Regions from separate parts of the Homo sapiens genome. Here region 2 is linked to region 1. The links are chromatin contacts, found by Hi-C or POLR2A ChIA-PET in ENCODE. All regions are on one chromosome and are shown on one strand. Each heading gives the region's core, a stretch centred on a gene start or an enhancer-like site at or near the end of the contact. The rest is flanking DNA. Distances are from core to core; before and after follow the strand shown.

The links. A loop is a pair of places that touch in the nucleus more often than their neighbours do. ChIA-PET counts read pairs that join two places held with the same protein, here RNA polymerase II (POLR2A). Pooled maps may share reads with other maps.
Region 2: a pooled map shows a loop between it and region 1 (4-fold over the local background). The contact joins the enhancer-like site here to the promoter of NRN1 in region 1. A Hi-C loop is called at or near these places in 1 of 168 maps with a recorded cell type or tissue (heart right ventricle) and 7 of 50 pooled maps. POLR2A ChIA-PET finds 5 or more read pairs at or near these places in 1 of 52 experiments (OCI-LY7).

Annotation. Positions count from the first base shown.
Region 1 is chr6:6,004,751-6,009,281 of GRCh38, reverse strand. It overlaps NRN1 (neuritin 1), which reads left to right and starts at 2,357. Exons shown (of 3, transcript NM_016588.3): 1 at 2,357-2,587. The coding sequence starts at 2,533. RefSeq lists a silencer at 307-426.
Region 2 is chr6:6,653,389-6,657,775 of GRCh38, reverse strand. It overlaps LY86 (lymphocyte antigen 86), which reads right to left. Exons shown (of 5, transcript NM_004271.4): 5 at 2,794-3,232. The coding sequence ends at 3,149. Among named protein-coding and RNA genes, the nearest start is that of LY86-AS1, 33 kb to the right of the region's middle. RefSeq lists a silencer at 3,729-3,919. Within about 2 kb of position 2,640, at least 6 of the 41 ENCODE cell types and tissues checked have a DNase peak (open chromatin) inside an H3K27ac peak, as active enhancers do; they include heart right ventricle, where a contact is called at or near this core.

The DNA of each region.
Region 1 (4,531 bases), core at 1,108-3,607:
GCGGCTGTGCGCACGCGCGTGGGTTCACCCGCTTCATTGAGGCCCTCAGCCCTGCCTACTCCACATCCCCAGCGCCCCACGCTCAGAGTTACAGGGGAGGGGTTGGAGAGGATCCCAGAAAATGATGCTGTGAAGATCCCAGGTGGATAAGCAGGAGGAAGGCAAGGACGTTGAGGGCAAAAAACCTTAAGCCACTCCCAAGCCTGGGCTCTGCACGAGTCTGAGCGAGGTTGGGGGCCCGCAGCTGGTGGCCTGGTCCGGGAAAGCTGGGCCGGCCCCACGCGGAACCCCGAGCGAGGGGCGGAGCCGTGGGCCGGGCCGCGTGGCAACCCCCCTGAGGCCCCGCCCCTCGGAAAGCCTCCCGCCCTGCCATTGGAAGACGTCGGGGGAGGGTCCGAGAAACGCCCCCCTCTCGCCACCAGCCCCCGCCCCACCCCTTGTCCGCCCACGTTTTCGGTTCTTCCCGGAGCCTCCGAGCTCGGGGAAAGGAAACACCCGGGGCCGCCACCGTGCCCCTGGACACCGGAAGGCGAGCCCCCAACCGCCCCGCCCGCAGGCCGGTGACATAACCAGGGGCGGGGAGACATGACTCCGCCCCCAGGGCCAGGAAGGCTGCATGGGAGTCTGAGGCTCCCGCGGGACGTGAGTTAGGGGCCGCACATTGCAGACACCTCACGTCACCAAGTGCTGCAGTAGGACCCCCGCAGCTTCCCCTCGGCCCCCTACCCTCCACAGCCTGTCCTACCCCCGTTATTTTGCACCTTTCTCCCCCTTTGTCTATGCATCTCCAAATATCTGAGTATGGGGACGGCAAGATTGGCCCTAGAGGGCAAGCTGCCTGTAGAAGCAAATTCAACGCTTCTCCTTAATCCGTGTGCATTTCTACAGTTTGACAGCTTGACGTCCTCTAGTGTAGTTTGGCAAAATTTGGGGGGTCGTTTTCATTTTTTTCTCTCCACAGGCTTAAGGATTAAAGCTGGCCAATGCCTTCTTTAGCATTTTATTAAAGACGCTACAATTTAGACTTTTTTTTTTTCTGTTTGGTGCAGAAGAAAGGAAGAAAACCAGAGCTTAAAGGCGTTTAGAAAGGAAATAGCCCTGTTAGTTTTTCGGTTTTGACTCAAGCTGTCGTCGATAGCAGCTTGCACCTAGCACAAAGCCAGCTGCAGAAGTATTTTGTTGCAGGGTAGGCTACACCTACACAGGGTCTGTGCCTGAGCATCAAAAGACAGTGCAGGTGTGTGTGGGTCCGGGTGTGCGTGTGCGTACGTGATGTACGTGTGTGCGTGTGGGTACGTGTGTGTGTAGCCCAACAAATAAGCCCAAGAGGCGCATCAAGATTAGAAAGAAGTCCGCACACCAGCGCTTGCCTTGGAAATTTCCTAAAGCGCTGAGAGTTGGTTGGTAAATCACTAGTATCCGAAAACTGTCTTATCAGAGGCTCCTTCCCCGGTGCCCTACTCGCCCCCTAAAACAGGTGTCGCTGTGTCCCTTGAAGCGGCCTTTGGCCCGCTGGGGCATCGCAGGTGGGTAAAATTCAGAGGACATTCGGTGTTTATTTCTGGGGCCCCACGTGTGCAAACCAAACCCCCGGGGCCTGGGCGTGTGCGCGCGCTCGCGTGCCTTGTGTGCGGGCGGGCATGGGGGCGCTCGGCGCGGCTGGCGGGCGTGCGCGCGCGCGTTTGTGTGTGTGTGTGTGTGTGTGTGTGTGTGTGCTCGTGCGGGGGGCCGGGCTGCGTGCTCACGCGCTCCAGGCTGCGCCCAGAGCTCAGCTGCTGGGTTGGAGAAAAAGAGGGTAGGCAAGCGCAGGGGGCGGGCGGCCGAGGAGCGCTTTCGAATTAATCGAGCTAGCTTAGCTGTTTTTCCCTCTCCCGCTCCTTTAAACCCCCCTGCATCGTAGAGAGCGGGCTGGATTCTCTGTGGTGCTGATGGAGGAGGGGGAGCAGGTTGAAACAATCGAGTGGGCGCGCCAGGACTCCCCAGCTCCTGGCGGGGAAGGGAGGGGGAGCCCCTGTTCTGCGCAGGGAGGCGGCGGGGCTGGGGGGCCCCCGGAACGAGGAAGAGGCAGGGGTGACCGCTAGAATAGGAAAGTGCTCACCCCCGGGAGGCAAAATTTCGTTCAGATCGCACATTAATTGGAGATATCTGATTAATTCCAGCTTCTGATGACTATAAATGGCGATTCTCTACCAAGGTGTCTATATTAAAAAAAAAATCATTCCGTGTCATCCCCCACGTCAGGCCTGCTCGTGGGCGTGAGGCTGTACTTCCTCCGCCCCCTTCTAATGGAGTGAACCATTCCCAGCTCTCCCCCCCCCCTCAGCCTCTCTCTCTCTCTCTCTTTCTCTCTCTCTCTCTCTTTCTGTCTCTTCCTCGCTCCCTCTCTTTCTCTCCTCCCTCTGCCTTCCCAGTGCATAAAGTCTCTGTCGCTCCCGGAACTTGTTGGCAATGCCTATTTTTTGGCTTTCCCCCGCGTTCTCTAAACTAACTATTTAAAGGTCTGCGGTCGCAAATGGTTTGACTAAACGTAGGATGGGACTTAAGTTGAACGGCAGATATATTTCACTGATCCTCGCGGTGCAAATAGGTAAGTGGCCGCTCAGCCCGGCTGGAGGCTGGAGGCGGGAGGCAGCCTGCCCCGGCCCGAGGCGCGGAGGGGGACTAGCGGGTCCGCGGCCGCCCCAGGGTGCGGAGAAGCCGGCAATCCCCCGAGGGTGGGGGCATCAGTTCCTGGGGACTAGCGCGTCCCAGATCGGTTTTTCCTAAAGCTATAGATTCCAAATGTTCGCCAGGAAATGTGTGCGGCCGGACATTTTCTGGACACGGTTTTTTTCCCCCTTTTTCCTGAGCACACATCCATTTTTGTTTCCCTTTCTGGGTTTATACCAGGTTTGGTGCGCTCTGGGGCAATGTACTGGCCCCTGCGATACTGCAAGATATGATTTTGAAGAGTCGAAATGTGAATGCAGGAATAAAATGGCTAGGCAGCCAGGACTGGAAAGTTTATGTGCTGAAAGCAAAGATATTCCAGGGCTCAGACTGCTGCATTTAGAACTTTGTCATTCTCCCGCCCCTCCTCCCCCCTATATCCTAGCTGCAGCGTTTGCACGGGCACCGCAGACCCGGCTGGTGGGCAAATCGAGAGTGATAGGGAACTTCAGACCACATATTTTAACATGCTTACCATTGAAGAGGATGAATTCAGCCAAATTTACGTAGATATACTTTTCTAGATGCATTTGCCTGCTACTTTACACATTGGTGTCTGCATTTTATATATAGGAAAGGGTTAAGAAGTGTTTGGAATATGTCATGTCGGGTGTTTGTTATTTTTGTTTGTTTGGGATTGGTTATGGAAGGAATTATTTAGTCCCCATTTTATGTTAAGGAATGTTGAGTTGTAGTTACGCTGTCAGGGGTCTTTTTAAAGTTCACATTTTTACCATCCAGAATGAAGAAAAGATATAGAAGAGGGCACTAGAAAACCCCCTTCTCCGACACTGGGTCAGAACATTAATTAACGTGGCCTAAAAGTGAAAGTGAAGCAGGTTATTAATAGAATGGACAACACGGGGGAAAAAAGAAACTCCTGAAACGGAATTGTTACCTCCTATCAGTTCAGGCTGTGGCATTCTTTGCAGACAAATCCTTGCAGTATTGGGGGAGGGGGTGCTTTAGGTAATTGGTTTGGGGCAAGAAAGGAGAATGCATAATATGTTTTTTCCATAAGAAATGTGAAGGAAACAAGGTTTGGAGTTCTCTAGACCTTAAAATGGATTCTTTGCAGTGGGGTTTTATGCAACTGACATGATTTTGAGATTTTATAATGCAGAAACATTATAAAGATTTTAGAGTGTGTGAGTGCAGGATATTGGTGTTTTCCTTTAGTTCCAAAAAATGACAATGCTTTAAATCTGGTTGTTTTGAATCTTTGACATTAGTGAAAAGAGCTGCTGTAAATAATATTTCTAATGGCAGCAAATTCCTTAAATGTTGGAAATAAGTGAATGTGGCATTTTGCAATAAACCTTTGAATTTTTAGAGAGCAGGAGAGAGAGTTGTTTTTGAGATAGAAATTTTAATCGGACAAGATTTGGGACTCTGTTTTCCCGGTAGGAAATAACCTTACTTTGAGAGGTTTGGAGGGAAAAAAAAGACGGTGGTCGTGCCTGAGGGACGCGTTTTGAACACATTAACCTCGGTCCAAAAATGACTATTTGTTGACTGTGGAATTGAAATTGAACGTATTTGTTCCCTAATGTCTGCCCTTTCCTGCAACAGAACCTCGGTCTTTATTAATTCACGGCTGGGAGCTGTCCCAAATCATTGACATTTGGCAAGAAAAGTGGGGGTTGGGAGGGGCGGGGAGGTAGAAGAGTGTGGTGAACACGAAAGAAGACGCAGCAGGAGGAAGTTCGGAATGAATGAGAGGTCGAACGAATGAATGAACGGATGGAAACCGCACAAGAAGGGGACGGCAGAGAGGACAGGGAAGGAGCCAGGGTCACCCGCTAGAGTCTCGCCTAAGCGG
Region 2 (4,387 bases), core at 1,391-3,890, 650 kb before region 1:
CTGCAAGTTGGAGTTTAGGACAGGTTTTATAAGCATGGGGTCATGAGGCATGATCTGATTGGATTTTGCAATGAGGTGATGCTGGGAGGCATAATCTGATTGGATCTTGCAATGAGGTGATGCTGGGAGGCATGATCTGATTGGATCTTGCAATGAGGTGATGCTGGGAGGCATGATCTGATTGGATCTTGCAATGAGGTGATGCTGGGAGGCATGATCTGATTGGATCCCGTCATGGGGTGATGCTGGAAACTGATATGATTGGATCCTGGATCCTGACATGCCGTGTTCACTTCTTAATTAAGTTCCCACTCCTCAGTCTTGCACTGAGGTCCCCCTGTGGTCGCATACTTGGTTCATCTGGGCATGCTCGGGTTACATAACCTTCAACCTGGAGTCCACGGCAACCGAAAAACAACTCACAACTTTATCATATAAGAGTTGAGCCAGATTGGTCTGCTGTGGTTACAAGGAGAGGTCATGTGACCCAAGCCATTCTAATCAGAATGAGTAACAGGGTTTTGGGATAAAGGTCTCTTTTGCCTTCTGTACTGTGGACAGTGTGGATGTGAGGTCTCCAGCTACTGAAATGATTTGCTATTGTGGGACAGACTGTCTGAGGGTAAAGGCAATATTCCAGGAGACCCGAGGTGGAAGAACTGTGGAGAAATGGAGGTGAAGAGCCGATGATGAATGAACCTCAGCAGCAAACGCTGGCTGACACCTAAACCACCCTGGGACTCAGTAGTCATGGGAGACAACCTAGTCCCCTATGCATAAGCCAGATTCAATTGAGTTCTCTGTTCCTCATAGCCAAAACGTTCTAAGAGATGCGATCACACTGTCCTGAGGGGCTTTATCAGCATTCTGCCTAGACTCTAGCCTGACAAAGCTTCCCTTGGGCACTGGAATGTTCCTCAAAAATATTTTTTAAAACGTTCTATACGTAACGATGGAAATTGCCCTCAAAATATAAAGAAGGGCTGGTGGGCACTCCAATGTCTGAAGCTGGCTGATTTTCATAATAATTCCTTAATTGTGGCAGCACTGCATCATCCTGAACCAAGCTGTTTTTTTTTTTTTTTTCTTCAGAAGAGTTTATTGAGGACACATTTTTGGAGTTGTTGATAGTGATTTTTGAAACAGTAGCAATTCTCTTTACAGGAGAAGTCAATTTAGTTTGATAGATTGTCTGGGCACTTTGACCCCACCCCAGCCAGTAACCACACAATGGCTAGCCTGAGAGGGCTCGGCTTGGGGTCACCCACCTCCCCTGACAACCCTGCTTCCTGGGCTGGCCCTTTCAAAGTCATCTTAGTTACTACATCCTGCCAGAGTGTTAAATAATGACAGACTCTAGCGTTTCTCCTAGCAGGGCTGTTCGTATTCCAAGAGGAGACTCCTGAACATTGAAATATGTTTTCAACTTGCTGGAATAAAACTAATGGTGAAATTTAAGGCCCATGACAGGACACTAAGAAAAGACATATTCTGGGACAAAGAAACATTTTTTTTTCTCTCAAATCATGTCCTTAGTGAAACGGCTGTGTACTTGTATATTCAGCTATGACTAGGATAGTCTCCATATATGGAAATTCCAGTTTAACACAAACCTATAGCATCTGAAACTTTCTCTCTCCCTCCCTCTCTCTCTCACGCACACGCACCCACACAGTCAATTTAAAGAAGAGGGCAAAGGGATTGGGAAGGGACTGGCTGAGTTCCACCTGTGTCTTTGGAAGGCTGTGACAGCTGTCTTGTACTGTTAGAACATGTGCGTACACAGAGTCTAGCCAGGGACTTTACTACTTGTGGTGATGGTTACTGAAAAGGGAGAGAGGTGAATGTCTCAAGCTAGAGGGAATGGCCAGGGGCAGGAATCATTTGCTATTCTTGTGCGTAACACCGTCACCCCCATGTACGTTCAGAGGTTTGCTCCTGAGCCTAGTATGACCACGCACGTCTTTTCCCTCGAGCATTATGGGCCTAGGCAAGGACGCTGCTGCAATTTTGCCTGCTCATAACCCAGAAAACCTCAGATGCTGGTTTTAAAGTTTGACAGGCATTTTTGACCTGCTATTCTAGGTGGTTTACTGATGTATAAACAGTGATTAATAGCAACTACTGTTTTTTAAACTATGGAATTTTTTTCTCTTTTAATCTCTAATATAGTGGCATTTTTATGAATGATAGTGTCAACTCACCCACCTTACTCCAGCCCCTTAGCAGGAGCAAGAGGGCCAGCAGGGACACTGGAAGGACAGGGGCGTCGGATGGTGAAGGGGCTATGCAGCCCACCATGCGATCAGTGCATCCCAGGAGAGAAGACGGGGCCGCAGAAATGGCTCTGGAAGTAGCATGGGCAACATGCTCATTTACGGAGAGCATCGTAGAAGACAACTTAAGAACACAGCACCTGATACACATTAAGTGTTCAGGAGTTATTCCTTGCATTCATTAATGAATGCAGTAATGAACGCCAGCATATGCTGAGGTCAAGTGTAATCATGCTTTGAGGGATGAAGGTGAAATGAATGTTTGGATAAGCGAGAGTATGATGTCCCTATTCGTGAGGTTGCATCAGCTTCTCGGCCCTCATGGTCCAAGGGTGGGGGCCTGCCCAGGAGAAGCAATGGCACATTTTCCCAGTGTTCTAATTTTAGCCAGGCTGTCACCCTCCTGAATTTCTTGGAACTGCTTATGCTGCACCAGCATCCGGCACTGTATCTGGAGGAAATGACTTTTTAACTACAGCATTGTAGTAAGATTCTTTGAACAAACCACAATGAACAATGGTGGCCAGCTTTCTTTATTCTTGGTAACTGTGAGGAAGCACTCCTAAAAAGTTGAAAAGCAGGTGAGTCTGGTGGGAGGCGACCAATTAGAGAAAAAGGATGGACCCTCAAGACTGCTTAAGGACTGCCAAGAGGCTCCTTAGAAACAGATACATTCGGGGACTTCATTACATCTGTGGAGTCTGGGGATGTCTGGTCCTGGGACTAAAATTAGCAGCTGCACTCTTTGGGGGCGCTTCTTTGTAGAGCCTCTCTCTGTCATCAGCTGCTTCTCCTCCCACAGTAGGTTCAGTCAGAGGAGCTTGGAGGTCCCACGAGATGCAGCTGGCTGTGATTTTTGCTACAGGCCACAGTCAGGAGCACATGATAGTAGCATTGGCACAGGCCACGGTGGACCGTTTTTCAGTGTACAGTTCCAGCAAAACCTGGTATTCTCCCTGCAAGGGGCACAGGTCAAGTATTAGACGTGTGACCCACAGTACAATTAACCATTTAACAAATATTTACAGAGAAACTTTTATGTGCTGGGTGCTGTTCTGGACATTGTGGATAACGTAGAACAAGACAAGCCAACCCCTGCCCTGTGGAGCTGACAGCATCTCTGGGAGAGACAGACCACCCTTATGATATGTGACTATGTATGGTGTGTCAGGTGCTCATGTCATGGAGAAAACTCATGCAGGAAGGGAGTGGATGGAAGCACTGGATGGGTCAAGGCAAGTGCTGGTCTGCAATTTTGAGCAGGGTGGTGAAAGGAGGCCCTGCTGAGACGACGACATTTAGGCAAAGACCTGAAGCAGATGCAAGAAGGTGCAGTGCTGCTATGGGCTGGGGCCCCCACCTTAGAGGGGCAGAAGGAGGCCAGTGGGGCTGCAGGGAGTGGGGGGATGGGGGGGGTGAGGTAAGGGCAACACAGGAGGCCAGACTCTTAGGGCCTCAAAGGCCATGGTGGGGACATCAGCTTCCACTCTGAAAGGGACTCTGGTCAGGAGAGGGTGGCCTGCCCTGGCGCCTGTGTCGGTAAGATCCCTCTGGCTGCCTCACTGAAAAGCCCAGATGGGAGGCGATTGCAGGAATCCAGGTGAGAGATGAAGATGACTTGGAGTAGAGGTGGAGGTGGGGGAAGGCTTTGGGTGCCAGAGAGATTTTGAAAGAACAGCCAATAGGATCCGCTGAGGAAACGCAAGTGGGTGGGAGAGAAAGAAATGGGTTAAAGGTGACTCCAAGGCTCCTGGCCTGAGCAACTGGAAGGAGAAAGGTTTGTATGCTCAGACAGAGAAGACCCCGGGGAGCACAGTTCACCAGCACAAAACCAAAATGCACCATCACAGAAAGAATGGCTGCCTTTGGGGATCCTTGCTGGCAGCAACACTGTAAGGAGGTCTCCCTTCCTTTGCAGTCAGCTTGGCAGAAGCCACCTGGCAGCCAGGTCCTATGAGGACTGTAGAAGAGCCATTCTGGTTTTGTTTGCTGCCAGCACCCCAGTCCTGCACCCCAGCAGCCACGGAGCGGTGATGTGTTTGTAGACACGAATCTGGAGAGGAAAATGCTCTGGGGTGGTTGGAGGGTCGCAAGCGGAGCAGAGGGACTGT